5 separate regions of the Homo sapiens genome follow, and regions 1, 2, 4 and 5 are each linked to region 3. Evidence: chromatin loops called from intact Hi-C (ENCODE). Cell type or tissue: heart left ventricle. All regions are shown on one strand. Links, peaks and the distances in the headings refer to the core of each region. The heading gives the core; the rest is flanking DNA. Region 1 has its middle 6.4 kb from the start of PCDHB1-AS1. Region 2 holds the start of PCDHGA3 (protocadherin gamma subfamily A, 3). Region 3 overlaps DIAPH1 (diaphanous related formin 1). Region 4 holds the start of PCDHB7 (protocadherin beta 7). Region 5 holds the start of PCDHB3 (protocadherin beta 3).

Evidence for each region. Hi-C counts contacts between places; a loop is a spot of excess contacts. Peaks named below come from ENCODE experiments on the same cell type or tissue, not always from the same donor. Only the 100,000 strongest peaks of a DNase experiment are listed, where the experiment ranks them.
Region 1: it touches region 3 in a loop (6-fold over the local background); 35 of 110 quality-filtered maps call a loop at or near these places.
Region 2: it touches region 3 in a loop (5-fold over the local background); 41 of 110 quality-filtered maps call a loop at or near these places.
Region 4: a loop joins it to region 3, with 4 times the contacts of the local background. A loop is called at or near these places in 29 of 110 quality-filtered maps.
Region 5: a loop joins it to region 3, with 7 times the contacts of the local background. A loop is called at or near these places in 17 of 110 quality-filtered maps.

What each region holds. Positions count from the first base shown.
Region 1 is chr5:141,081,510-141,087,336 of GRCh38, forward strand. It overlaps PCDHB@. Among named protein-coding and RNA genes, the nearest start is that of PCDHB1-AS1, 6.4 kb to the left of the region's middle. In heart left ventricle, for the core only: a CTCF peak has its summit at 3,075 (motif pointing right); a DNase peak (open chromatin) is centred at 3,072; H3K4me3 peaks cover 1,148 bases; H3K27ac peaks cover 482 bases; H3K27me3 peaks cover 412 bases.
Region 2 is chr5:141,340,612-141,346,438 of GRCh38, forward strand. All of the region lies in intron 1 of PCDHGA1 (protocadherin gamma subfamily A, 1), which reads left to right. PCDHGA2 (protocadherin gamma subfamily A, 2) reads left to right here. Exons shown (of 4, transcript NM_018915.4): 1 at 1-784. PCDHGA3 (protocadherin gamma subfamily A, 3) reads left to right here and starts at 3,218. Exons shown (of 4, transcript NM_018916.4): 1 at 3,218-5,827. The coding sequence starts at 3,423. It also overlaps PCDHG@. In heart left ventricle, for the core only: a CTCF peak has its summit at 3,148; no DNase peak of the experiment used is centred there; H3K4me3 peaks cover 4,631 bases; H3K27ac peaks cover 3,349 bases.
Region 3 is chr5:141,561,421-141,567,247 of GRCh38, forward strand. All of the region lies in intron 18 of DIAPH1 (diaphanous related formin 1), which reads right to left. It overlaps DIAPH1-AS1 (DIAPH1 antisense RNA 1), which reads left to right. Exons shown (of 3, transcript NR_038333.1): 2 at 382-485; 3 at 1,645-3,840. Among named protein-coding and RNA genes, the nearest start is that of DIAPH1-AS1, 6.0 kb to the left of the region's middle. In heart left ventricle, for the core only: CTCF peaks have their summits at 2,938 (motif pointing left) and 3,161; no DNase peak of the experiment used is centred there; H3K27ac peaks cover 748 bases.
Region 4 is chr5:141,170,142-141,175,968 of GRCh38, forward strand. PCDHB7 (protocadherin beta 7) reads left to right here and starts at 2,503. Exons shown (of 1, transcript NM_018940.4): 1 at 2,503-5,827. The coding sequence starts at 2,695. The coding sequence ends at 5,076. It also overlaps PCDHB@. RefSeq lists an enhancer at 4,473-5,103. In heart left ventricle, for the core only: a CTCF peak has its summit at 2,432 (motif pointing right); no DNase peak of the experiment used is centred there; H3K4me3 peaks cover 1,041 bases; H3K27me3 peaks cover 2,047 bases.
Region 5 is chr5:141,097,838-141,103,664 of GRCh38, forward strand. It overlaps PCDHB2 (protocadherin beta 2), which reads left to right. Exons shown (of 1, transcript NM_018936.4): 1 at 1-866. It overlaps PCDHB3 (protocadherin beta 3), which reads left to right and starts at 2,636. Exons shown (of 1, transcript NM_018937.5): 1 at 2,636-5,827. The coding sequence starts at 2,813. The coding sequence ends at 5,203. It also overlaps PCDHB@. In heart left ventricle, for the core only: a CTCF peak has its summit at 2,553; a DNase peak (open chromatin) is centred at 2,594; H3K4me3 peaks cover 1,242 bases; H3K27ac peaks cover 350 bases; H3K27me3 peaks cover 3,036 bases.

The DNA.
Region 1 (5,827 bases), core at 483-5,482, 480 kb before region 3:
TAGTATGTAGCAATTGCTATATTAAAATTCCATGAAACAGAAGATAGAACAAGAAAAGAAAGTGTATAGGGGAAACAAAATTAAGAAGCCTTAATATATAAAGGATAAATAAGGAGTCCCCAAAGGGATTGAAAAGGAATGGGTAGAGAGAAAAAATTTCAAAAGAGGGTGCTGTCACAGGAGTCAGAAGAGAGTGTTTCAAGAAGGAGGGAATAGTGGACTATGTTTAATGTTACTGAAAGTTCAAATGAGAAGAGAATGAAAGTATCTACTGAATTTGGCATTATGGAAGTGAATTAATGAACACTTTTAGTGTCGAATTGTAAAAGTTTAAGGAGAGACTGAGGAATTGAGGAAGTATTGTCAGTACGTGTATAAAATCTTTTCAAGAAGCTTGAATATTTAAGAAATTAATAGAAATGAGATGGTAGCTGAAAAGAAGTGTGGGATCCTGGTAAGTTTGTTTTTGTTTCGTTTTGTTTTGTTTTTTTGAGACAGTCTCACTCTGTTGCCCAGGCTGGAGTGCAGTGGCATGGTCTCAGCTAACTGCAACCTCTGCCTCCTGGGTTCAAGCAATTCTCATGCCTCAGCCTTCCGAGTAGCCGGGATTACAGGCGCGCCACCACGCCCAGCTGATTTTTTGTATTTTTAGTAGAGACAGGGTTTCACCTTGTTGCCCAGGCAAGTTTTGAACTCTTGAGCTCAGGCAGTTCGCCCACCTAAGCCTCCCAAAGTGCTAGGATTATAGGTGTGAGCCACTGTGCCCAGCTTCTGGCAAGATTTTTGAGGTGGATGATAAGATCAAATAATTCATTGAAAAGAGAGAGTTTGAATATGCAGGAATGAAAATAATTCATATTCAACAAGGGTGAAACTGTGAGTGAAATTCTCATAACTTATGCTATGCTTAAAGGTTCTAGATTTTTGCATAAATAAGAATGTGCTGCATGTTCCATTGAGGTAAGGGAGAAGGATAATAGAGTGCAGTGTAGGAGTCATTTAGACTTATATTTGTTTGTAGGAGTAAACCAGACAATGTAGAGAAGTTCTTGCTTTCATAGTATTACACTAATAATAGTAAACATTTATGAAGTACCATGATGTTCCATGCTCTGAGCTGAGCATTTCATAAGCGCTGTTTCTTTTTCTTTTCTTTTCTTTTCTTTTTTCTTTCTTTCTTTCTTTCTTTTTTTTTTTTTTTTTTTGCGATGGAATCTCGCTCTGCCACCAGCCTGGAGTGCAGCGGCTTGATCTCAGCTCCCTGCAATCTCGGCCTCCTGGGTATAAGTGATTCCCCCCTGCCTCAGCCTCCTGAGTAGCTGGGACTACAGGTGCGCACCACCACACCTGGCTAATTTTTTGTATTTTAGTAGAGACAGGGTTTCACCATGTTGGCCAGGACGGTCTGAATCTCCTGATCTCATGATCCGCTCACCTCACCCTCCCAAAGTGCTGGGATTACAGGTGTGAGCCACCGCGCCTGGCCTGCACTGTTTCATTTGATTGTCACAACTTCATGAAGGAGATAACACTATTATATCCATAATTTTTTTCAGATGAGAAAGCAGAAGTTTGGAGAGATTAAATACTTTTCCTAATTTAATGTATGTGAAGAAGCAGAGCCAGGACTTGAATATGACTCTTAACATCATAAAGTCTTTTTTTTTTTTTTTTTTTTTGTGACAGTCTTGCTCTGTTCCCCAGGCTGAAGTGCAGTGGTGCGATCTCAGCTCACCGAAGCCTTCTGCCTTCTGGGTTCCAGCGATTCTCCTGCCTCAGCCTCCTGGGTAGCTGGGATTACAGGCGCATGCCACCACACCTTGCTAATTTTTGTATTTTTAGTAGAGACGGGGTTTCACCACGTTGGCCAGGCTGGTCTCAAACTCCTGATCTCAGGTGATCCGCCCACCTTGGCCTCCCAACGTGCTGGGATTACAGGCGTGAGACACCGTGCCCAGCCAACATCATAAAGTCTTAATCACCACTTTAAATATTTCCTTAAGATATTGTTAACTCAAGCTGCAGGATTTTCCTTTAAACTGGAGATGTGAGCCAAGTTCAAAGAGAAAAAAGAGGCCTATCCCTATCCTTTTTTTTTTTTTGAGACAGAATCTTGCTGTGTTGGCCAGGCTGGAGTGTAGTGGCATGATCTCGGCTCACTGCAACCTCCATCTCCTGGGTTCAAGCAGTTCTCCTTCCTCAGCCTCCCAAGTAGCTGGGACTACAAGCATGAGCCACCATATGCAGCTGTTTTGTATTTTTAGTAGAGACGGGGTTTCACCATGTGGGCCAGGCTGGTTTCGAACTCCTGACCTCAAGTGATCTGTCCGCCTTGGCCTCCCAAAGTGCTGGGATTACAGGCGTGAGCCACCACGCCCGGCCCTATCCCTAGTCTTTTAGTTGTCATCCCTTGACACTTCATACAGGGCTCTGTGATGTTGACTGACTGAAAGACTGCAACCCCGCTATGGGCCACGATGTTCATTCACATCATTCGAGAAAAATCTTATTTCCTGCAAAATCAGAAATACTTCATCTGCAGTAGAAAATCATTTCAATGGGTTTGTGTTTAAGTTGGTACCATAAAATTAAACTTAGCTTAAACCTCACCTCCTCTGAGACTCTTCCTGATACCTCACTTCTGTTCTTAAATATCCCTTTTTAGTACCTGATAGTGCCTATGCAAATCACCGAGTCACCTTTTTAATATTCTAACCTCCTGCGGTGTAGGCACCAGACTTTACTCAACTTTATATCCCCAATGTCTTTTACAGTGCTTGAATATAATCTGTGTGTAAAAAATACCTGCGAAGAATTAATCAGTTCAATGAATTTATGGCCAAATGACTGGCTTGATTGAAATGAAAGAAATCCAATTCGGTTCCTCTCAAAGGAAATCTCACAGCTGATATTATGATAATAAACAACCATTGTTTTTGTTCACATTAAGTAAACTAAATATTGGAGAAGTAATTAAAACTCAAGAGGTGAGAATTCCGCCCCTAGATGTGAATATGAACAGATTTTGACAGTTTCCGCAGGAAAGCGCTGTACAGCCCAGGTTTTCAGTTCGGACGCCTGGTGGCACTACAGGCTAAAAAGTAGGAGGAGGAGGAGCCCTGCATTTGCCTGCAGACTCCATCTTAGAAAAGACAAAATCTGAAAGGTGCTGGGAACAGATACGAGTTGGAAAACGTCCGCAGCGAGCTCAGATTTTAGAGCTTTCTTCAAACGAATGGGGACTACACAAATGTTTGGAAGTCTTACAGGATTTCCGAAGACTTCATTTACTAAAGGCAATGCACTCAGAGGATATACAGGAAATTGTGCGAGAAAAAAATCTGGCAGAAAACGCAGGTGGTGGGTTTTCATTTTCTTCCCGGGTGTAGCGCAGGCGGCCCAGGAAAAGGAAAACTGCTTTTTTATGGTCAGGGTTTCTGGAGATTGGCGCTGGCGGCGGAAAGGGGAGCGGCGGGAGGACAGACTGGAGCAGGATAGTTTCCAAAGAGACCAAATAATATTTCAGATCGACCCACAGAAGAGTCCTTGCTCTCAAGTAGAAAATCGGACCTATAGGAGCCCTGCATTTCCAAGAATTACCTGTATTTAAAAAAAAAAAAAATTTGTCTTTTGAGAAAAATCTGTGTCTGAGGTGTAACCGTTTCCTCCTTTGAAAAATTCTTCTGAATGTTCCAGAATGTGCACCAGGAACATGTATGAGGTTTGGGTAAATTTTCCATCATTGGAAACTACACACTCATTTTCAATTTCCATGTTCACAATAATGTGCTGTGCAATATTGGGGTAAGTAATTTGTCCATACGCGTGAAAAAAATCGCTGGATGAACCACAGCCCAAGGTAAGTTTAACTCTCCCAGAGAAGAATGGTAGATATCTGAGACCTCCTAAGTCCAAGTCATGACAATCAATGACAATCTTTGAGATGCAGGTCTCACAGCAACCGGCTGAAGATTTAGTCTGAGTAAATAATTATGAATCGGCTCTCAGAATTCTCCAGGCTCACTGAATTCTGCAACCTCTGGAGAGCATTTTAAATGCTAGCAGAACATTTTAAATACCACTGATACCCCATGCATCATAAGCATCCACTGCAAGAGAATTACCAGGAAATTTCAGTGCCACGTGGCAAATACTCAGGCAATTACAAGCAGAAATAGTTTCAGAAATTGTTTCTTCATGTGAAGGACGGTGGAAGACCATGCCATTGGATGACAATCACATAGAATTGGTCATGTTGACACTTATCTGCCTCATCCTGGAGCACTTCTGGGAAGACTTCATCTGTTTAAGAACCATAATCTCAGCACCCTGAGATAAAACAACAACAACAACAAAAACAAAACAAAACAAGAAAAAGCTTTGATCCTTCCTACCAGAGTTTTCTTTTCATTGGATATTTAAAATATTCCATAATCTGACAACCTAATAATGCAAACCAGAAAAGAGAGCTACACGCAACATCACTGTATTTCCAATGAAATTAGGTTCCAGGAAGCTCAAAACAAGACAGTAGGTAGAGACAGCTATCATCCTTGGCGTTCTTCCTTTTGGATTCTGGATAAAAGGTAGAGGAATAACAGCACCGTTCTGAATGTTTTGGTTATTTTATGGCTCTAATTTCCATCGTGTTTTTTTTCTGAAGCATAGCTAATTGTTCATTAACAGTTAACAGATATTGATGGCTTAGCTATTTTTATCTTTTTATCTATTTCACAAAGGTCTATTTAGAATCTAGTAGTGTATTTCCTCTTTATTGTTAAGCACAGAAAAGGAACGCATTTTTTTCTGCTCATGCCTAGTTTCCTTTGATCTTTCTCAAAGGTAAATTACCCCTAAAACTTTGAGTAGACTGTCCTAGCAGATATTCTGAAGCTTGACAAGGAAATTCATCCCACTTCAATCCATAAAATGATAGTCTTCGTAACTTCTCAAAGAAGGTCAAGCTATTTATTTTAAAGTCATCTTTTGCTTTTCTTGATATTTCGTAAATGATGGCTGACAAGTTGTGATAGTCTACTTTTCAGCAGGACTGGTCTCCATTTACTTAGTTTAAGTAACTATTTACTTGATTACTATTATTAATATATGGTTTTAACTTTTTATTTGAAATAGTCATTTGATGATTTTGGTGATATTGATGACCACGAAATCAAATGGAGATATACAACTACAAGAAAAAAAACTGTAGAAATAAATGTCTTTTTCGTTATTTAAGACGTAAATCAACTGAGTTGCTGTGTAGCTTATTTATGTCAATGTTAAATTTGTGTTTGTTAATTTTTACTGTTTCCTTATTAAACATCAAAAATGATTAATTCTTTGGCAATTAATATCATAGCATATCCAGTACATTAAATGTCATGTAAAACAGACCGACAAAACAATCTTATCTTTTTTTTCTTTATGTCAGTGTTTAATACTCTCCTGTATGGCTTAGGAAAATTAAAGAAGATACAACAGAATATGCCTCAAATAAGACCTATTTGTTGATATTTAATATATTTATGATAGTTGCTGATAAAATGAAAACAGACATTATTCAATACACTGGATAATAATTACATAAATACAAAGTGTTTGGTGTTTTCATTTGCCTTTCTCAAATACTTTTTTTCTTTCTAGAGAGTTTAATGCACTGACGGGGGGTGGGGGGCGGTCCTATAATGGCACTGCAGGCTCAAATGGTGGTTAAAGCAGATTGCAAATACAGTGCTGTATGTTTCATATTATATTACCCTGTCTGTGAAAGTTGTATTGGATGTCTAAGATTCTGGTGGCATAAGTAATAGAAACATTAGGGTGATCA
Region 2 (5,827 bases), core at 405-5,404, 220 kb before region 3:
ATTAAGCCTGTTCGTGCTGGACCAGAACGACAACGCGCCCGAGATCCTGTACCCTGCCTTCCCCACAGACGGTTCCACTGGCGTGGAGCTGGCGCCCCGCTCCGCAGAGCCCGGCTACCTGGTGACCAAGGTGGTGGCGGTGGACAGAGACTCGGGCCAGAACGCCTGGCTGTCTTACCACCTGCTCAAGGCCAGCGAGCCGGGACTCTTCTCGGTGGGTCTGCACACGGGCGAGGTGCGCACGGCGCGAGCCCTGCTGGACAGAGACGCGCTCAAGCAGAGCCTCGTGGTGGCCATCCAGGACCACGGCCAGCCCCCTCTCTCCGCCACTGTCACGCTCACCGTGGCCGTGGCCGACAGGATCCCCGACATCCTGGCCGACCTGGGCAGCCTCGAGCCCTCCGCCATACCCAACGATTCGGACCTCACTCTGTACCTGGTGGTGGCGGTGGCCGCGGTCTCCTGCGTCTTCCTGGCCTTCGTCATCGTGTTGCTGGCGCACAGGCTGCGGCGCTGGCACAAGTCACGCCTGCTGCAGGCTTCAGGAGGCAGCTTGACAGGCATGCAGAGCTCGCACTTTGTGGGCGTGGACGGGGTTCGGGCTTTCCTGCAGACCTATTCCCACGAGGTCTCCCTCACTGCGGACTCGCGGAAGAGCCACCTGATTTTCCCCCAGCCCAACTATGCGGACACGCTCATCAGCCAGGAGAGCTGTGAGAAAAAGGATTTTTTATCAGCGCCTCAATCTCTACTCGAAGAAGAAAGAGAAGAAACGTTTTCTCAGGTAATCTATCTTTTCACAACATACGTACTAGCTAGTTTGCTGAAGTAATTCACTTACTTGTTTACTATATCTATTTTGTTCCCCATATTTCCTTGAGGGTAGAGTCAAGTTTTAGGAAGTGAGTCTTGGTGAATTATTTCTTGGTAGGTCTTAGTGTTCACAGGCTGTAAGAGGAAGAAGAGACGTGAGAATCTTTGTGCAATGAATGTAAACCAGGAGTTAATAGATAAGATTATCCAAAGAGCACTGCATTAGGAACTAGGGTGTCTGGTTTCTTATACTTTCTTCTCCATCCCTGGGCAAATCATCTCATCCACCCAGATCAACAATTTTTTCTTTGTTAAAAATATAAAGATTGGAGTTTATGTTTACTCAAGTCCTTTCTTCTTTTAAGTTATGACTCTTACTCTATATTTGAATCTGTATATGAACAGTGAAACATGTTAGTTGGCTAGTTCTTTCTCATTCAGTCTTAATACATTTCTTTCAGTTTGGCAGCAAAATTGTTTTCCTTAACTTGCATGCCCTTCCCTGTTAAAAATATGGAAATTTAGAAATATACATTCCTTACAGTGTTTCAGGAAGGTATGTCATATTATTTTGGCTTAGTTTTAAAAATCACATTAACCTCTAAGCTATATGCTTCTTGAAGAAGTGACTGACTTATCATCTGCTCTATAATAAAGCTGTAGAGTGGTAATAAACAGGTTTCTCCTTTTTTTTTATCTTTCTCATACGTGGGAACCATACTGTATTTTAATCTTTAAAATAATATATATCCTCAATATAGTTTTGCTTAAAGAAAAGATACAAAAGATTCATATCATACAATTGCCCAGAACCAACTTCTTTATACATCTCTCTTCTCAAGGTTTCTACTCACAATAGCTGCTAGAAATGTTCCCAATCCCTCACCCAATCCCAGTGCCCCTCTGATCAATTTTCTTTTCCCATTCCTCTTCCTATATTGGCTTTTAGTATGTTGGTTATGTATTTAATAACAGAGAATAATAAGCACACTAATGTTCTATGTAACTGGCATCATTTTTTATTTTTATTTGAAAATTATCATGTACCAATTGAGCCTTTTATTGAATGATACCATATTTCTCAAAGTGCTGTGATTCTTTCCGTTGCATTTGATCAAGAAAAAATTTTCTGAGACAAGGTGTTGTTTTGGTTACTATTACATAATTGTCTATGAGTAAAATTGGAACTCACTGTGGAATAATATGTCATAATAGCTTTACTTGTAAGTGAATAATAAAGTATAAACAGGAAAATTAAAGCAAAGTTATTTTTAGTGTGTGTAGTAACTCCACAAGAATAAATGTCTTATGCATAGATATGTAATGCATCATGATTGAAACGACAAATATATTGTATTTATATTTCTGTGCTTGGAAACTTATGGGGAAAGAGATTCTGGAACATAAAAGCTTATTTCTACTAGTTTCAGTTGGTTTTGAAAAAACATCCTTACAGTCTAGATTTAAACAAAGGAAACTTCTTTCAGTACCCTGAAGGTCTGTGATTTCTCTCTCACACCTAGGCATTGTCATGCTGTTCTCTCCCACATCCAGGCCTTTTCACTGATCCACTCCTCTCATGTTTCCTGGGAAAGCGTTTGCTAACATTAAAGGCCCAATTGAAGGCCCCCCTAACCCCCTTGGCTTCTCCCATTATGGTAATTATCTCAGTACACTGCAATTCCCTGTTTGCTTTTATATCCTTATAATCTCTGTGAAGGAAGCTACTGTGTCTATATTGTTCACCTTAAATCCCCAAACATATTGTCTGATGCCTAATTATGTGTTTGTTTAATGAATATTAAATAACAACAAATATCGAAACTAAGTTATCAGGTCACCAAGAACAAACTTAAAGAAATATAATGTATAAATATGGCTGATTTCTGTGTGTTTCTTTTCTTTTTTTCCTTGTCTCAGCTCTTAGAGAGTTAAGAGTATAGAGAGGGAAAGGTCAAAGAGGAGGTGGATATCTTATCAAATAACCCTGATAAATGTAGTAAGTATAAGAATAAACACATTATCAAGGTTCAGTGGTGGAAGAACAAGTGGTGGTCATGTCTTTTAATAGTTGTGTTGGTCCTTACGGCCAGTTCTTTGTTACTGTGTGTTTCTTAAACTGAACAATTCAAAAAAGTTAACTCCACTATGTTTGAAGCAATATTGGTGGCATTAAGGTTAGTGCATGGATTCCCAAGAAAGATAACTTGAGGTGACACTGTTTAACATATATCGATTCAATTATGTTCAATCAACACTAGTCCTCTTATCTCTGACAAGAAGGATTTCAGATCTTGGATAATTCAAAAATAATAATGTGTCTGAGAGGATGCAGTAAACGGTTAGGCCTCTTAGTGTCGCTGTTGACCACTCAAGAAGGAGAACGCAGCTGGAGAACTAGTCCACCATTTCCTTGCTCCTAAAATGCAAAGAACCAGCAAATCAGACTCAGAAGATCCGGGGCGGCTGCCAACCTCACCTCTTAGTCAACCAGCTGTTTGACCTGTGAATTAGGCCCGTAAAAGACTTCGTTTCTTGAGAAAATAAGATTGGAGTCCGTCGTAGGAAACTGGAACCGAATTCAGAGAAAGCGATTCACCGAAAAGGAAATGACCAATTGCCTGAGTTTCCGAAATGGCAGAGGACTGGCCCTGCTGTGCGCGCTCCTGGGGACGCTGTGCGAAACAGGATCCGGTCAGATCCGCTACTCGGTGTCTGAGGAGCTAGATAAAGGTTCCTTCGTGGGCAACATCGCTAACGACCTGGGGCTAGAGCCCCGGGAGCTGGCGGAGCGCGGAGTCCGCATCGTCTCCAGAGGTAGGACGCAGCTTTTCTCTCTGAATCCGCAAAGCGGCAGCTTGGTCACCGCGGAGAGGATAGACCGGGAGGAGCTCTGCGCTCAGATCCCGCTGTGTCTGGTAAAAATTAACATTCTGGTTGAGGATAAATTGAAAATTTTTGAAGTAGAAATAGAAATTAAAGATATTAATGATAATGCTCCTAATTTCCCAACAGAGGAATTGGAAATAAAAATTGGTGAACTAACGGTTCCTGGAACCCGATTTCCAATTAAAACTGCTTTTGACCCAGATGTAGGCATTAACTCCCTGCAGAACTACAAGCTTAGCCCCAATGACTACTTCTCTCTGGCTGTGAATAGCGTCTCTGAGGGGGCCAAGTATCCAGAGCTGGTGCTGGAGCGGGCCCTGGACCGTGAGAAAAAAGAAATTCACCAGCTTGTCCTGGTTGCCTCTGATGGTGGCGACCCTGTCCACTCTGGCAACTTGCACATCCAAGTGATAGTCCTGGATGCAAATGACAACCCACCAATGTTTACTCAGCCTGAGTACCGTGTGAGTGTTTGGGAGAACGTGCCTGTGGGTACCCGGCTGCTCACGGTGAATGCCACTGACCCTGACGAGGGATTCAATGCTCAAGTGTCTTATATTCTAGATAAAATGCCTGGGAAAATCGCTGAGATTTTCCATCTTAACTCAGTGAGTGGAGAAGTATCAATATTAAAAAGTCTAGATTATGAGGATGCCATGTTCTATGAAATTAAAATTGAAGCACAGGATGGACCAGGTCTTCTTTCAAGAGCCAAGATTCTAGTCACGGTTCTGGATGTGAATGACAATGCTCCAGAAATTACAATCACGTCTCTCACAAGCTCAGTCCCAGAAGAGGGCACCGTTGGAAGAGAAATTGCTCTTATCGACGTGCATGACCGAGATTCTGGGCAGAATGGGCAGGTTGAAGTTTTTGTCCTGGGAAATCTGCCATTTAAGTTAGAAAAATCAATAGATCAATATTACCGCTTAGTGACGGCCACATCCCTGGACCGCGAACAAATATCAGAATATAACATTAGTCTGAGAGCCTCAGATGGGGGAAGCCCGCCACTGTCCACAGAAACTCACATCACCCTGCATGTGATTGACATCAATGACAACCCACCCACCTTCCCTCATTTATCCTACTCCGCCTACATTCCAGAAAACAACCCCAGAGGAGCCTCCATCTTCTCAGTGACAGCCCAGGACCCAGATAGCAACAACAACGCCCGCATCACTTATGCATTGACCGAGGACACTCTCCAGGGGGCGCCCCTGTCCTCCTTCGTCTCTATCAACTCCAACACTGGCGTCCTATACGCGCTGAGATCCTTCGACTACGAGCAATTTAGAGACTTAAAGCTACTGGTGACAGCCAGCGACAGCGGGAACCCTCCACTCAGCAGCAACGTGTCGCTGAACCTGTTCGTGCTGGACCAGAACGACAACGCGCCCGAGATCCTGTACCCCGCCCTCCCCACAGACGGTTCCACTGGCGTGGAGCTGGCGCCTCGCTCCGCAGAGCCCGGCTACCTGGTGACCAAGGTGGTGGCGGTGGACAGAGACTCGGGCCAGAACGCCTGGCTGTCCTACCGCCTGCTCAAGGCCAGCGAGCCGGGACTCTTCTCGGTGGGTCTGCACACGGGCGAGGTGCGCACGGCGCGAGCCCTGCTGGACAGAGACGCGCTCAAGCAGAGCCTCGTGGTGGCCGTCCAGGACCACGGCCAGCCCCCTCTCTCCGCCACTGTCACGCTCACCGTGGCCGTGGCCGACAGGATCCCCGACATCCTGGCCGACCTGGGCAGCCTCGAGCCCTCCGCCAAACCCAACGATTCGGACCTCACTCTGTACCTGGTGGTGGCGGTGGCCGCGGTCTCCTGCGTCTTCCTGGCCTTCGTCATCGTGCTGCTGGCGCTCAGGCTGCGGCGCTGGCACAAGTCACGCCTGCTGCAGGCTTCGGGAGGCGGCTTGGCGAGTACGCCCGGCTCGCACTTTGTGGGCGCGGACGGGGTTCGGGCTTTCCTGCAGACCTATTCCCACGAGGTCTCCCTCACTGCGGACTCGCGGAAGAGCCACCTGATTTTCCCCCAGCCCAACTATGCGGACACGCTCATCAGCCAGGAGAGCTGTGAGAAAAGCGAGCCTCTTCTGATAACTCAGGATTTACTTGAAATGAAAGG
Region 3 (5,827 bases), core at 319-5,318:
AGTAAAGGATACTGTTACTTGCTTTATAGAACTGAATGCTAGTACTTGGCTTGGCAGACGAAATCTCAGGTCCAAGTACTTCTAGAAATCTAGAAGTGCTCTAGAATCTTCTCCAAGCATGTCAGACACTGAAATTTCCTTTTTAACCCTGTGTCTTTTTCATTATAAAAACAATATAACCACATTATAGAAAAATTAAAAGAGAAAGTATGTAGTACCCTAACAAAATCTCTGTTACAGTAGTCTGGTATATTCCCTTCTAATCTTTCACTAATGCATTTGTTTTTAATATGAAACAATTGTAATAAGGTGTACATAATTTGTTTCCTGCTTTTCCCACCAAACACTGAATCACAAGCATTCTTCCACACTGCTCCAAAGGCAATGGGCGAGAGTTCTAATACATGGAACAGTTACAGGACACTAAGTTCTAGAGCAATTCATCTCCAGAACAAAAACTGAAATGGAAGCAAGAAAAAAATAAGGTAGGCCACTCCTTTCCTTTAAAGACCTTTTATAGAGTAGCATCCCTTTGCTAGCAGTACAAAGATCTCCTCCTGTTCAAGTATCACACTCGAGTGAAGTCTGGAAGGTCCCCTGGCTGAACTTTGCAAGTCTCTCTTCCCCATATCATAATGGCTGTAAGCTCTAGCATAAGTTGCCATACATTTACAGAGCTGATGTGGGTAACTAACTCTTCAATTCATTGTTATGTATGAGTTTTTTTTAGGAAGATCAAAAGGACATGTATACATGCTAAGATGCAGTCAGATCAAATGGGTTACTGTAGCTACTGTTTCAAAAAAAAAAAAGAACAATTATTTCATTACTCTACTTTTGTTTTATCCTTGTGTTCATTATAAAAGTAATGCCTGCTTATTAAAAACTTATAATTTTTTTAATGAGGAAAGTCTCTGCATACTGATACGAAGACTCTCCAGGATATAGAAGCAAGGTATAGAAACAGTACAGATAGTATGTTCCTTGTTTTGGTAAGAGGAAGGACAAGAATCTGTATCAGTATTTGTTTATAACTGCACTTTTTAAGAAAGTCTAAAGGATAATCAAACTAATAAAAATGGTTACCTCTAGAAGGTAGGGGAGGGAGAAGGATGGCATGGATGAATACTAGGGTGGGAATGAGACTTTTTTATACTGTTTTGACTTCTGAACCACTTACCTATGCAAAAAAAAAAAAACAAACAAAAAAAAACAGATAACAGAGAAGCTGAAAGAAAAGCCCCAGAGGAAACATTCTGTGGAGACATCCTTAGCACTCCTTGCAAACTAGCCTGTCTACAACCTTATGTTTGGAGGGAGACTTGTTCAGCATCAGCAGCAAAGTCATTTCAGGTCCAACAATTCCCAAATAGTGTAAGGTCAAGGGATCCTCAAAACAGTGCCTTTTCCTTAAGGCAACAGTTTTGGGTTCTAGTATGTAGTAAGAGAGCACTGGATCACTCTTTTGTTCACCCCAATCCTTAGTTCTGCTTTGACACTTGCTAGATATCCCATTTCTTTGCCTAAACACATCTCTGATGTCTACCAACTCCAGGTCTCCATAGCAAGAGAATAACCAAGCTTGAACAAAAGTTATGTCTGTATAACTGTAACATTCTTCATCTTGATTTCTATCTCCTCCAGTTTCTCACAACTCCTTCCGTGTTGTACAAGCCCCAGTCCAGCACAATACTCTGCCCTAATCACTCTGCCCTCCATCCATCCTCTCCAGCAGAGTCAATCTCTAAGTGGTTCCGAGCTAGTTCACTGACCACAGAGGACTTCTTCAAAATGTCCTTCTAAGATGGCTACTGAGAAGTTTGGAAGATGGCAAGAAAAGTGCCTCTGAAACAGTGACTCCAAAATTGACTGCCAAGTCAACAGAAAATGTTGAATTGTTTCCTAATCAATCTCATATGACCTCCATAAGAACAGGGATAATACTTATATAATACCTATTCAGATACAGATACCAAAATATTATTAAGAGAACAGGTGAAGAGTGGCTTAATTCACACCATTAACATGTAAACATGTTACATGTTACAAACATGCTCCTCATGTAATCCTTATACTAAAGTTTGAGATTTACTGGTATCAACAGACATTTAAGGCTAGGAACTGACTGTACCAAGATGTTAGAAGTTTAAGTAATACTGACCCCCCAACTAGATGGTCTAAGTCTCAGACAATGACATTTAAAAGGACATTTGGTTAGAAATAAAATCTGGAATCCACAGATAATGGCAGATGGTACCTTGGACTTAAAAGATACCATTTCAGTCTATATGTTTCTAGAAAAGAGTAATACAGGCACACACTAAAGCTGGGATGGCTAGAAAGAGGCTCTAAAAATGAGACTAGCTGGGGATAATTAGGAGTTAACATATGACACAAAGGGTTGACTTTGACCGTGAAAATCTTTCTGCACCAGCATATTCTATCCAAGTTAGACCAGGGGAATTCCCTGAAGAAATGGATTCAGTATGTTATCTCAAGCTAGTTATCCATATATAATGTGGGTAGGTTCTATTATGCGCTTAAAGTAGTTTTTCAGCAGAAACTGAGACAGAGATGGGATTATGAGTGTGTATATAATGAGGCTACAATGAGCTACCAAGCTGATAAAATACAAACCTCTCTTTGAGCCCTCTCAAAGGAAGGCTATGCTTTCATGAAGGTATCAGACTAAAGAACAAAAACCTTTCCAGCCTCTGGACCCCAAAAAGAACACGAATATTGCTACTATTGAAAATACTAGCTGCAACAGGACAAGATCCTTTTGTAAAAGGGCAAGCTGTAGCTTTCTGCATAATTTAACTGCTGATCAGTCCTCCAAATAAATTTCCTGACAGGTAGAGGGCAGTATACTAATCAGCTTGTATTTGGAAAGGACAGAGGTTGCCTCTCTCTAACGTGATGACATCACTACCAAACGCAACAATGACACATCTAAAATAAAAGGGATCCATGTGCCATCTGGTGGCTGAAAGCAGTAAAGCACACTGCTAGAAATAAAATATCAAATTCCCACGGTTGAGAAGAAAATTAAAACTTAATTCCTTTACCTGATGATGCAGTCCCTTAAATCTCCAATAGTAAGTCTTCTGTGGAAACTACATCAGCAGCCTTCGCGCAATAGTTTTAAAGTTTTGCCCCAGTTTAGCTCTATACTCCTAAACACTGGCTGTAAGCAAGCAGCAGCTCCTGATGCCTGACCTTTGGTGCATAGAGTAAGAGAATGAAACTCAGACCAAAACAAACAAAATAACAAAAGGACCTGGAAGGCTGTCAGAAACAAAAGAAGAGTTTGACATGACAGATAACACCAAAGACAGCTTATTGCAAGGAAAAAAAGTAACAGAACCAGAAGTTTAAAACTGAAAGATACCTTTTAGGTTCATGTATCTCACTTTACAGATAGAGTCAAGGTAAGAAAGATAACCCCTGGTGCAATCTTATTAGTGGTCAGACTAAAACAACATATCACTTTTCCCCTACTAGACATTACCATAAATATTTTTTTATTTTTCGTGGAAGTATAAATTGCTACAATCTTATACCTAGCAACTTGGGCCCACAGATTTTATTTTTAAGAATTTACTGTGCAGAAATACAAGTTTGCAAAGACAATTAAAAATGGATGTTTCCTTCAGCATTGCTTGTAATAAAAAAATGGAAAACTTATTTGTATTATATGACAGAATACAACTATCAGAAATAATGACACAAATCTATATGTAAGGACATCGAGATGCTAAAACACGTTAAGCAAAATACAAAACAGTATATACTGTATAAGATCACACCAATTATATTAAAAAAGAAGTGTGTATACCTTCATGTTTCTGTAATTTTATTTTTAATTCCCTTGCCCCTTTTCCAGTAAAGTTTTATTCAAAAATTTACCTTTCTCACTTGAACTAAAGAAGAAAAGGATTTTCCCATTCCTTTATTAGAATAACATATGTATATAAAAAGTATGATTTAACCACAGTCACTCTGGGGGAGGACACCTTTTTACCCTGTATTTCCAGTGTATTCTACATATTTGTTAAAATGATGATAACAAATTAGTCCAGGAACTGGCTTTAGACAGGACCATGGTAACAGAGGAAGACAGAATTCTGCTAGGTAAAAGTAATGATGGAAGTCTTTAGAAGTTCCTTTTTCTGATTGCTTCAATTTTGTCAGTGAAGTAGAAAGAAAACATCCCCAACTGAGAATGAGGATGAGGGAGGTTTGGGCTGTTGAGGAGGAAAAAAAGGTGTGAAATAACCTTTAGGAGAGCAGGAAATTCAATGAATTTGTAATGCTTCAAATATGAGTGCCTGGCAGTATCAAGGGCCAAGCAACTTCACAAATTAAGCAGAGGAGAGTTGGGAGAAAGATCAGCCAGTGAGTTAGCAGGAAAAGTAAGTGTTTCCTGTCCTGAAAGCTAAGAGAAGAAAGTCTGTCAAAGGAGGGCCCAGTTTTGTGGTATTCTCCAGCCATGTTCAGTTGCACAGCTACAGGAGCAGGACAAAGACAGAAAAGGAATTAACCGGGATTGTGGTTTTGCCAATCGAGTATGAAATGAGAGAGATAATGGAAGAACAAAACCCAAGCGAATGATTATAATGATTAACCAAGAAATTTTAGCTCAGGGAAAGAGTGAAGTCATCAGAAAGTGAAGGACAGTGAAATGCTGGTAGGACAAATGGATTAGCGGGGCTGGAGGCCTGTTGGGGTCAGGATAGCAAAGGGAGTAAGGTAAAAAGATAGAACCTGGGTGGTATGACATGAGATCCTAGAACGGGGGAATGGTTGAGGTAGGATAGAGGACAAAATCAGTAGAAGAATTCAAGGAACTGAAAGGCCAGAATATTGGTAGGATCATGACCTTTTCGTATAAAAATTCCTAAGAATTAAGTCAGAGGTAGTATTGGAGTATAGAAGAGTGGATATGAGTCAAGAGCTAAATTGTTTGAGAAATGAGGAGTAACACGGGTGTCAGTAGATGACAACATGAAGAGAAAATGGGTGACATAACGATGTCATAAGATTTGAAATTGTTGGTTTTTAGGAATTGTTTCCTTTTAGTAAAGAGGCAAAATGATCTGAGAGTGGCAATGAATAACAAAGATTACATCTACCCCATCTCCAAGCCCACTGGGGTGAGGTCTATGAGAACAAAGAAAAACAATCACATGGGCTGGGCCTAGTGGCTCATGCCTGTAATCCCAGCACTTTGGGAGGCCAAGATGGGTGGATCACCTGAGGTGAGGAGTTCGAGAGCAGCCTGGCCAACATGGTGAAACCCTGTCTCTACTAAAAATACAAAAATTAGCCAGGTGTGGTGGTGCACACCTGTAATCCCAGCTACTCGGGAGGCTGAGGCAGGAGAATTGCTTGTGACCAGGAGGCAGAGGCTACAGTGAACTGAGAGCTTGCCACTGCACTCCAGTCTGGGCAACAGAGCAAGACTCCATCTCAAAAACAAAACAAAACAAAACAAAACAAAACAAAACCACATAAGCAAGCAAAAGGGAAAGTGGTATTGAGAGAAAACCAGGTTTCCAGTAGAGCAAAGTGAAAAAGGTTTTGCCAGTAATGGACCATGAATTCCAGAGGGTACAGTGGACCAGTTTCAGGAGCTTAGGTGGGATGGGAGGAGACAGAATAGGAACCACACAGAACCTTATCGCAATTAAACTATGGGAGATGAAGGATGACCCAGGAGTCTGGGGCTGCCTGTGGTAAGTGACATAAACCAAGATAAATGGCATAATATTAGATCCAGTGGATTAAAAGAAAATGGTGATGGAAAGGTTGGGGTGTAGAGGGG
Region 4 (5,827 bases), core at 295-5,294, 390 kb before region 3:
AGAAATAAGATTAGCTTTAGACTTCTTTGCAAACAGATTGGTTTGGAAAGCTCATTGACAAAACAAAAATTCAGAAGAAAAATTATTTTCAACCTAAAACTCTATATTTAGTCAAACTACTAATCAAGTTTGAGGGTAGAATAAAGACATCTTAGTACATTTAAGATCACAAAAACATTTAACTCTGAAACACCCTTCTCCGAAAACTACTGGAAGGTATCTATCAAAATGAGAACCTAATTCAAGACAGGAGAAGACAGAAGAAACAGAAACTAGAAGATCCAAAACAGGACAGAAGTGAAATGAATCTCCAGGTGATGCTGAAGGATGATCCAAGGATGACAACTGAGCATAATGAACAACTAGTCCAGTAAGGAGCTGTTTGACTCAAGAGACAGAGATTTTGAAGGATATCATTAGCAATCCTCTTAACATTGTATCATCTTTTCAATCATATGAACCTATTGGAGGATGTGTTCTAGTAATGCCATAGAGTAAACTGAAAAAGGGCAAGTTATAAAATCCCAGAAATAGCAAACACATCCAGAATAAAAGGCAAAGAATTCCAAGAATGACAGCAAAGAAAAAAATCCAGAATGATAGCTGTGCAGTAGGCACAGAAAGCAACCACCCAATTTAAAGAAAAATTGAAGTCTCAGGAGGAATGGAAATGACTATGGGGAAAATTGCACTGACAGGCAATTGTATCTGTGGGATGAATAAGTGATAGGGATAAAAAAAATCAAGTAAATGAAAAGGCAAGATAATTATTAAAATCACAAAAAAATTGAAAAAGAAAACATAATTAATACACAATAATGTTCCCAATATATGGTAAGTAAAAGAAAATCTAAAATACCTAAAATGTAATCTAACATAATAAACAGTCAATTGATAATTTCTAAAATTAATTAATCAAAATATATCAGAAAACAGATTAGTGACTGAAGAGATAACTAAAAGAGTTTTAAAATGGCTACCTCTTAGAAGGGGAACTAAGAAAAGTGAGGAGGAAAAGGGCAGAACAAGCCTCTTAGTGCTATTTAATTTTGGACCAAGGTCATATATTATTTTGAAAAAAATGCATTTCAAAATATCAGTAAAGTAGAGCTCTTGCAAGTCTCACCAAGAATAAAAAGGAGTTAAAATGCTAAACATCACTAATAAAAATAGGGATACAATTAAAGGTAAATAACGCAATGAAAACAATTCCAAGAAATTTGCAAACTAGATAAAATGATTTTCAAAATAAAATGCAAGTTACTTAAAAATACAAAACCTGAACAGATTAATAACCAAAGGTAAAATGTAAATGGTAGTCACTGATCTACTGCAAGTGAAGTCACCAAACCCAACCAGTTTAAAAGACAAGCTGGAATTAAGCATGTAGAAACATATAATAATATAATTATTAAAACTATTGTATAAAATAGATAAAAAGCTCCCTAACACATTCTATGATGCCAGTATAATAGTTTAATACCAAGGCCATAAAAGGCAAACACGCACTAGGTAAACAACATTAACTAGAAAAATCCTAAAACCATGTTGACACATCATATCTATCTGTGCACTAAAACAATAATACATTATGGTTAAATGTCATTTATATCAATAACTCAGTAATTTAGAAACTAAAGAATAAATGTATTATTTCAACAGCTATCAAAAATCACTTCAAAATATGAAAGAATAAAAAGAAAACTTTATTGATTCAAAAAAGGAATATTTACCCCAAATTGAGATCAACCATCATAGTTGAAGATGAAATGCTAGAAGCACTTCCACAAATGCAAGATTGACCAACTTGCTACTACTAATTTTAAGAGTATTCATTGGACATTGGAGATTCTAGTCACTGAAATTATAGAGGAACAATAATTTCTTATGTAATACTTAAATCAGGTGAAGGATGAAGGTTGGGTTTGGGGGAGGCATAAAGTGTTCCAAGAAATATCACAGGTAAAGAGTTAAGACCTGGAAAGTGGAATAATTGTTTAATTCACAAGAAATTGGGAAAAGGGTCAATTATTCTGCCATATTCACATTATTATTGTTAAATACTTTACAAATAAATAAAATGTCCCCAACCAATATTTGTTGACTTCAAGGAGGAGGTTTCATTTTCTCATATATATTTTTACTATCCATTTTTAAAATAGGAGATTTTCTTAGGATTTCGGTGGGGAGTCAGAGTTTAGTTTCATGCTCCTAGATTTAAGAAGACTATAAATTAATTCTTCTACGAATCCAGATTATCACAGGGGAAAACGACATCAGCTATTACTTACTAGCATTACTGTGACCATTTGAGGATAAAGATGGAATGAAACAGCAAAGATACCGGGGACAAATCATTCTTGTTGCAGAATTCCTTCAATCCGCCATCTTTTTGTTCTAGTCTTGATAACGGGAATAACATCCACAAAACGCAAGGTGGCGCTGCTGGCTAAAAAGAGAGAGAGAAAAATAATTTCACAAAGAAAGGATGTTACAGATTCCAGAGCAAAGAGGCAATCTGAAGAGAAAAGCATAGGAAAGGAAACAGTGGTAATAGGAATTGGGGTAAAATGAGGATCCTTCCCCACAAACATTGCTATTATTCAGCTCATTTCAAAGGATTCCGCTGCTGCCATTTGTGAGAGCCGCTGGAGGCTGAGTGAAAGTCATTTTGAAAGACTGATCCAAAGAAGAATGGAGGCCAGAGTGGAGCGTGCTGTGCAGAAAAGGCAAGTCTTATTTCTTTGTGTATTTCTGGGAATGTCTTGGGCTGGCGCCGAACCGCTTCGGTATTTTGTGGCGGAGGAAACCGAGAGAGGCACCTTTCTTACCAACTTGGCAAAAGACCTAGGGTTAGGGGTAGGGGAACTGAGAGCCCGGGGAACTAGAATTGTTTCAGACCAGAACATGCAAATTTTACTGCTCAGTTCGCTTACTGGTGATCTACTTCTAAATGAGAAATTGGACCGAGAGGAACTGTGTGGCCCCAGAGAGCCCTGTGTGCTGCCTTTCCAGTTGTTATTGGAAAAACCTTTTCAGATTTTCCGTGCTGAACTATGGGTCAGAGACATCAATGATCACGCTCCAGTATTTCTAGACAGAGAGATTTCCTTGAAAATATTAGAAAGTACCACTCCAGGGGCGGCATTTCTCCTAGAGAGTGCACAGGATTCAGATGTTGGAACCAACAGCCTGAGTAACTACACCATCAGCCCCAATGCCTATTTCCATATTAATGTCCATGATAGCGGGGAGGGGAATATCTATCCCGAATTGGTGCTGAATCAAGTGCTGGATCGGGAAGAGATACCAGAGTTCAGTTTAACCCTCACCGCTTTAGACGGCGGCTCTCCTCCAAGATCAGGGACCGCCCTCGTGCGCATTCTGGTTCTAGACGTAAATGACAACGCCCCTGATTTTGTGCGGTCGCTCTACAAGGTGCAGGTGCCCGAAAATAGCCCCGTTGGTTCCATGGTTGTCTCCGTGTCAGCCAGAGATTTAGATACCGGAAGTAATGGGGAAATAGCCTATGCATTTTCTTACGCCACTGAAAGAATTCTCAAAACGTTTCAAATCAATCCAACATCTGGCAGTCTTCATCTTAAAGCGCAATTGGACTATGAGGCAATTCAAACTTACACATTAACTATTCAGGCCAAAGACGGCGGCGGGCTTTCTGGAAAATGCACTGTAGTGGTTGATGTAACAGATATAAACGATAATCGACCCGAGCTGCTCCTGTCTTCACTTACTAGCCCAATTGCAGAAAACTCACCCGAGACAGTCGTGGCTGTTTTTAGGATTAGAGACAGAGATTCCGGGAACAATGGAAAGACAGTGTGCTCCATCCAGGACGATGTCCCCTTCATCCTGAAGCCATCTGTCGAAAACTTCTATACTCTGGTAACAGAGAAACCTTTGGATCGAGAGAGGAACACTGAGTACAACATCACCATCACCGTCACCGACTTGGGGACACCCAGGCTGAAAACCGAGCACAACATAACCGTGCTGGTCTCCGACGTCAATGACAACGCTCCCGCCTTCACCCAAACCTCCTACACCCTGTTTGTCCGTGAGAACAACAGCCCCGCCCTGCCCATCGGCAGTGTCAGCGCCACAGACAGAGACTCGGGCACCAACGCCCAGGTCATCTACTCCCTGCTGCCGTCCCAGGACCCGCACCTGCCCCTCGCCTCCCTGGTCTCCATCAACGCGGACAACGGCCACCTGTTTGCCCTCAGGTCCCTGGACTACGAGGCCCTGCAGGCGTTCGAGTTCCGCGTGGGCGCCACAGACCGCGGCTCCCCCGCGCTGAGCAGCGAGGCGCTGGTGCGCGTGCTGGTGCTGGACGCCAACGACAACTCGCCCTTCGTGCTGTACCCGCTGCAGAACAGCTCCGCGCCCTGCACCGAGCCGTTGCCCCGGGCGGCCGAGCCGGGCTACCTGGTGACCAAGGTGGTGGCGGTGGACGGCGACTCGGGCCAGAACGCCTGGCTGTCGTACCAGCTGCTCAAGGCCACGGAGCCCGGGCTATTCGGCGTGTGGGCGCACAATGGCGAGGTGCGTACCGCCAGGCTGCTGAGCGAGCGCGACGCAGCCAAGCAGAGGCTGGTGGTGCTGGTCAAGGACAATGGCGAGCCTCCGCGCTCGGCCACCGCCACGCTGCACGTGCTCCTGGTGGACGGCTTCTCCCAGCCCTACCTGCGGCTCCCGGAGGCGGCCCCGGACCAGGCCAACTCGCTCACCGTCTACCTGGTGGTGGCGTTGGCCTCGGTGTCTTCGCTCTTCCTCCTCTCGGTGCTCCTGTTCGTGGCGGTGCGGCTGTGCAGGAGGAGCAGGGCGGCCCCGGTGGGTCGCTGCTCGGTGCCTGAGGGCCCCTTTCCACGACATCTGGTGGACTTGAGCGGCACCGGGACCCTATCCCAGAGCTACCAGTATGAGGTGTGCCTGACTGGAGGCTCCGGGACAAATGAGTTCAAGTTTCTGAAACCAATTATCCCCAACCTGCTACCCCAGAGCACAGGCAGGGAAGTGGAAGAAAATCGCCCATTTCAGAATAATTTGGGTTTCTGATAAAGAATGTAAACTAAATCCGCGTCTGTGAATACGTTTCTGATTAGGAACTTATTGCGAGGTTCCCTTAAGGGAGTGTCTTTACATCATTTCAAATATGTACTCTTGAAGTCAAGCAATAAATTTCTATACATAAAATAGGATCCTGATTTAGTATCAAGAACCCTTCACAAAGCATGAAATGTATATGTGTAATGTTTTATGTCAAACAATTATGCTTAATATACAGTCTATTAAATGTAAGTCTTGTTTGAGATATTTTAAATTGCTTTCCATTGTTTTCAATCTCTACTGAGACTTCCTGAGTTGATTAGAAAGCTGTATGAGTGTACCTACCCTAGTCTCAGAAGCATAGACTGTAGAGTATCTTTTTAAGCATTTTTAAAAAATGCTTTTAATGCATCATACACTATTTTAACACTTTTAATCTGAGAAGAAGCATATGAGGCATGGTATTTTAGGAATGAACAAATAGATGGTCTTAGAGATTCAGTAAGTTCACTAAGTTCCACTAACTAATAAGTGACAAAACTGAGCATCCATCCCAGATCTGTCTGACTCTGGGTCAGTGACCCTGCTCCGATTCCATACTGTTTTCTGTCATTAGATATCACCTGGCAAGTTTCTGCCTAATTAAGGAGAAGTCTTTTATCATATTTATACTGCTGTCCAATCTTTTCTATATTTAGAAATAATAATGTACATATTTATCTATGGTTTTATTTTCTTATACACCAAAAGTCCTGCTTTT
Region 5 (5,827 bases), core at 406-5,405, 460 kb before region 3:
TACAGGCATGCATCATTATGCCCGGCTAATTTTGTATTTTTAGTAGAGACAGGGTGTCTCCATGTTGGTCAGGTTGGTCTTGAACTCCTGACCTTAGGTGATCTGCCCACCTCAGCCTCCCAAAGTGCTGGGATTACAGGCGTGAGCCACCGCCCCCCAGTCCAATATGTATACTTCTTTCAAGTGTTGACATATGAAAAGTATTAGTCTTTAGAGATTGTAAGAATTTTAACTGTTGGATTCTACAAGGCACTAACATCATAAGTGCTCTAATAAATTTTTGTCAAAAGTCAATCATTAATATTCAAAAATGTAGATAAATAATACATGTCTAGCAATTTTCAAAGGCATGCTAATTCATCATGCTTTCTCTTTCAAATAGTTTTTTTAAGAGCCCTCTGCTTATTCCAGTCCCCCCCTTTAAAATCTTTTAAAATTATTAATAACCTATTAACTTTGAGCACTTCATTAAAATCCAAAAAATTTGAGGGAGTACATGTCTTTGTCCTTTACCTTTAGAACCCTCAAACATAGCTTGGTATTGCTGTTTTTAAAATTTTCTGGAGCATTTAGGATTCACTTAGAAACAAGCCTTTAGGGAGAAAAATTTATCTAGCACCACTCACTCTATTTTTTTGCACTGACTACTTCTATTTTTCCCCCTTTCATTTCCCTAGACTTTTCAATGCTTTTTTATAAAGGTGCTTGAGTTCTGTTTCTCAACAGCTCCCTCATTTATTGAATGATTCACACAGTCACTGGAATATTATAGGCTCTTAATAAAATTTTTGAATGATTGAAAGAGAGAAAAGTATTTTACCTGTGATATATTGATATTTAAATAAACTAGAACACTTAAAGGAAAACATTTTGCTGGAATCAAATACTCTTTGGTGTACAATGAATTATAATTTTGTTATTAATTGAATTGGTTACCATTGTTTGAACATGCAGTTATCATTCTGTTGTCGCTTTCCTTCAACATATTTTTACTTTTTCTCTTAATGCTTAAATTGAGCCTCCTTTCCTGTCCACTGGCTTAAGGAATACAGATGGCTTTTAATTTTATTACTTAAATTTCCTTCCATAGTTCCCTAAATGACTCACCCAACTGTTTTCATTTCTTGCAGTTTACTTTCTGATCCATACATTAAAACAAATCTTAATTCTTAATGTTACTCAGTCTATCTTTATATTTTTATATCATTTTTACATACATTTGAATGAGCTATCCTATTAAAATTTTAATATTAACTTTGAAGGTCTTGTTTTGAGATTAGCAATGGTGTAGAGCGCTGTGTTGGTATCAAAAGTCTCTGATCAACCAACTCATTACCTGTAGGATTTTGGATGAGTCACAAAGTTTCTTTTCTTCTACCCAAATGATAGCAGGTATTTGAATAGCTTGCAGTTATACTCAATATAAAGACATAAAAGTGAAATTGCTGTTATTTTTAGTATCACTAGTATTAAGAGCAAACATTCTTGATAATTGTGTAGAAGTACAAAAGCGGCTACATTGAACACATATTTGCACTGTTTTATTTCTGTACCAACAACCTTGCAATGGCTTCCTTTTGTTCTTAGAATAATAAAATCCAAGCGCCCATTATTTGGCCTTGGTTTACCTTTTCAGCCTTCCTTTCCACTTACTCTTGAGACATTAAGTTTTGTATTCACTGTACTTCATTCATTATCTATTAATAGCTATGCTTTGCTCTCTCAGGGCCTTCACACATTCTACAGTCTTAGCCTGGCACACTTCTCCTATTTCATGTTTCAGATTAAATGGTGCACCTTGGGGGAAACTTTCTTAATCACTCTCCATTAAGTTAGGTCCCCGTATTGCATACTTTCAGTGCACTCAGTACCTTTTCTATGTAGCACTTTTCACACTGTTTAAACATCTGTTTAAAGACTGTACACCCACTAGATGGAAAATTGTTGTAAGATATACAGACATTGTCTTGTTACCACCACTTGCCTAACTTCTACAAACTCAACAATTATCTGTGGAAATAAACTAATACAGATGAAATGAATAATTGTAAATTTGCTCTGAAATAAGAAGAGAAAGCACTTTAAGTGTTCCTTGAGCATGATAATCTGGAAGAAATTAGGTATTTGTAGTCCTCTGGATCCACCTCTGACATGATATATTTTCTTTTTTACCACCTTGCAGGAGGTGTCTTTTCCTTGTGTTTTTCTGGTATATGCAATTCGGGCTCATTTCACAAAGTTTAGGAAAAAAAGAAAAACATAAATAGGATAGTGAAGCATGCTATCATCTAGAGCAAAAATCTTTTGAAGTTTGTGTGTAATTATTACAAAAGGGGAGGGGTAAACTAGTATGTGTACACTTCCGTTAAATCGTGTAAATGAGGACTCTACCAGGAAGAATCGCTGCTCGTAGATAAAAGTGCATTTTATTTCCCTAGATTGCATTTATTTAATTCATATAACATGAGAAACTCCTCCAGTAGCGTCAACTAGGGTTGATAAGAATAATCGATAAAGCAAAATAAAAACACCTTCTCCAAGATTTTGTAACTGCAAGCGAACGCATGGTGGCGCTGTTGACTAAGAAGGCGAATTAAACCACAGGCATTGTGCATGCTCGGTGACGCACGGATCCAGTGTGGTAAACCAGCGGTTGAGAGCCCAGGCAGATTTTTGAGCCAGCAAGTCTGAGCCTCTGGAAAGGCTTATTCACTAGGCCGTCTACAAAGGTTGTGGGGCAAAAGACTGTTTCCCAGCTCTGTCTGAGGTTCAGCTTGGCGACATTCCCTGGAAGAGCGTGACGGAAAGTGCAATGGAGGCGGGAGGAGAGCGATTTCTTAGACAAAGGCAAGTCTTGCTTCTCTTTGTTTTTCTGGGAGGGTCTCTGGCTGGGTCCGAGTCAAGACGCTATTCTGTGGCTGAGGAAAAAGAGAAGGGCTTTTTAATAGCCAACCTAGCAAAGGATCTGGGACTAAGGGTAGAGGAACTGGCCGCGAGGGGGGCCCAAGTTGTGTCCAAAGGGAACAAACAGCATTTTCAGCTCAGTCATCAGACAGGTGATTTGCTCCTGAATGAGAAATTGGACCGGGAGGAGCTATGCGGCCCCACAGAACCATGCATACTACATTTTCAGATATTACTGCAAAACCCTTTGCAATTCGTTACAAACGAGCTCCGTATCATAGATGTAAATGACCATTCTCCGGTATTCTTTGAAAATGAAATGCATCTGAAAATCCTAGAAAGCACTCTGCCAGGAACAGTAATTCCTTTGGGAAATGCTGAGGACTTGGATGTGGGAAGAAACAGCCTCCAAAACTACACTATCACTCCGAATTCCCACTTCCACGTACTCACTCGCAGTCGTAGGGACGGAAGGAAGTACCCGGAACTAGTACTGGATAAAGCGCTCGATCCGGAGGAGCAGCCGGAACTCAGCTTAACGCTCACCGCGCTGGACGGCGGCTCTCCCCCTCGGTCTGGGACAGCCCAGATAAACATCCAGGTCTTAGATATAAACGACAATGCACCAGAATTTGCACAGCCGCTCTATGAGGTTGCAGTTCTAGAGAATACCCCCGTTAACTCTGTCATTGTCACTGTCTCGGCTTCTGACTTAGATACAGGAAGTTTTGGGACAATATCATATGCATTTTTTCATGCTTCTGAAGAAATTCGCAAAACTTTTCAGCTAAATCCAATTACTGGTGATATGCAACTGGTCAAATATTTGAATTTTGAAGCGATTAATAGTTATGAAGTCGACATCGAGGCCAAGGATGGCGGAGGCCTATCCGGAAAGTCTACAGTCATAGTCCAGGTGGTTGATGTCAACGACAACCCACCGGAACTGACCTTGTCTTCAGTAAACAGCCCTATTCCTGAGAACTCGGGAGAGACTGTACTGGCTGTTTTCAGTGTTTCTGATCTAGACTCTGGAGACAACGGAAGAGTGATGTGTTCCATTGAGAACAATCTCCCCTTCTTCCTGAAACCATCTGTAGAGAATTTTTACACCCTAGTGTCAGAAGGCGCGCTGGACAGAGAGACCAGATCCGAGTACAACATTACCATCACTATCACTGACCTGGGGACACCCAGGCTGAAAACCAAGTACAACATAACCGTGCTGGTCTCCGACGTCAATGACAACGCCCCCGCCTTCACCCAAATCTCCTACACCCTGTTCGTCCGCGAGAACAACAGCCCCGCCCTGCACATCGGCAGTGTCAGCGCCACAGACAGAGACTCAGGCACCAACGCCCAGGTAACCTACTCGCTGCTGCCGCCCCAGGACCCGCACCTGCCCCTCTCTTCCCTGGTCTCCATCAACGCGGACAACGGCCACCTGTTTGCCCTCAGGTCGCTGGACTACGAGGCCCTGCAGGCGTTCGAGTTCCGCGTGGGCGCCACAGACCGTGGCTCCCCGGCTTTGAGCAGCGAGGCGCTGGTGCGCGTGCTGGTGCTGGACGCCAACGACAACTCGCCCTTCGTGCTGTACCCGCTGCAGAACGGCTCCGCGCCCTGCACCGAGCTGGTGCCCCGGGCGGCTGAGCCGGGCTACCTGGTGACCAAGGTGGTGGCGGTGGACGGCGACTCGGGCCAGAACGCCTGGCTGTCGTACCAGCTGCTCAAGGCCACGGAGCCCGGGCTGTTCGGCGTGTGGGCGCACAATGGCGAAGTGCGCACCGCCAGGCTGCTGAGCGAGCGCGACGCGGCCAAGCACAGGCTGGTGGTGCTGGTCAAGGACAATGGCGAGCCTCCGCGCTCGGCCACCGCCACGCTGCATGTGCTCCTGGTGGACGGCTTCTCCCAGCCCTACCTGCCTCTCCCGGAGGCGGCACCGGCCCAGGCCCAGGCCGACTTGCTCACCGTCTACCTGGTGGTGGCATTGGCCTCGGTGTCTTCGCTCTTCCTCTTTTCGGTGCTCCTGTTCGTGGCGGTGCGGCTGTGCAGGAGGAGCAGGGCGGCCTCGGTGGGTCGCTGCTCGGTGCCCGAGGGCCCCTTTCCAGGGCAGATGGTGGACGTGAGCGGCACCGGGACCCTGTCCCAGAGCTACCAGTACGAGGTGTGTCTGACTGGAGGCTCCGGGACAAATGAGTTCAAGTTCCTGAAGCCAATTATCCCCAACTTCGTTGCTCAGGGTGCAGAGAGGGTTAGCGAGGCAAATCCCAGTTTCAGGAAGAGCTTTGAATTCAGTTAAGTGTTAATAAGGATCTACTGAGCCTCGTCTTAGTTAATCTGTGGAAAGTCCTTTTTTACTGCTTTGTCCATTGGAGAGGTCTTTTTTGGTCTGGTTCAAGGCAAGTAGCAAGAATAGAGCAAAATATCAAATCCAGGGATGGCTTAGGTTTCATTAACAGTACTGGAAAGTAGTTGTGTGGCTCTGAATGTTTTGTATTTCAATCGAGAATCCTTAGTCGATAGAACATTTTGTTTATATATTGATTCTACTTTTTCTGTAGTTAATCCTTGCATATTCTCCTTTCATCCTGGCTTGCCAACGCAGTCTTAATTCCGCCTTTTTTTTTTCTAATGGGGAGCAAAAAGAAATTCACTGTCTTTTAATAGTGATTTCAAATAGCTTATTAAAATAACTCCATTCAAATTTTACATTATAAAGCAATGTAGAGAGAGTTCCAAACCACCAATTTTATAATTTCCCTTGTTGAATATATTCATATAATGTGTTCTATAATATGCCCAAAGCAGCTTTGTCTATAGTTAACAAAGTTTTAAGGATAGACAAGAATGTGTTTTCTTTAATAAATAGTAATATATCATCTTTTTAGGGATATAGTACTCAAATGAAAGTAATTTAGTTCAT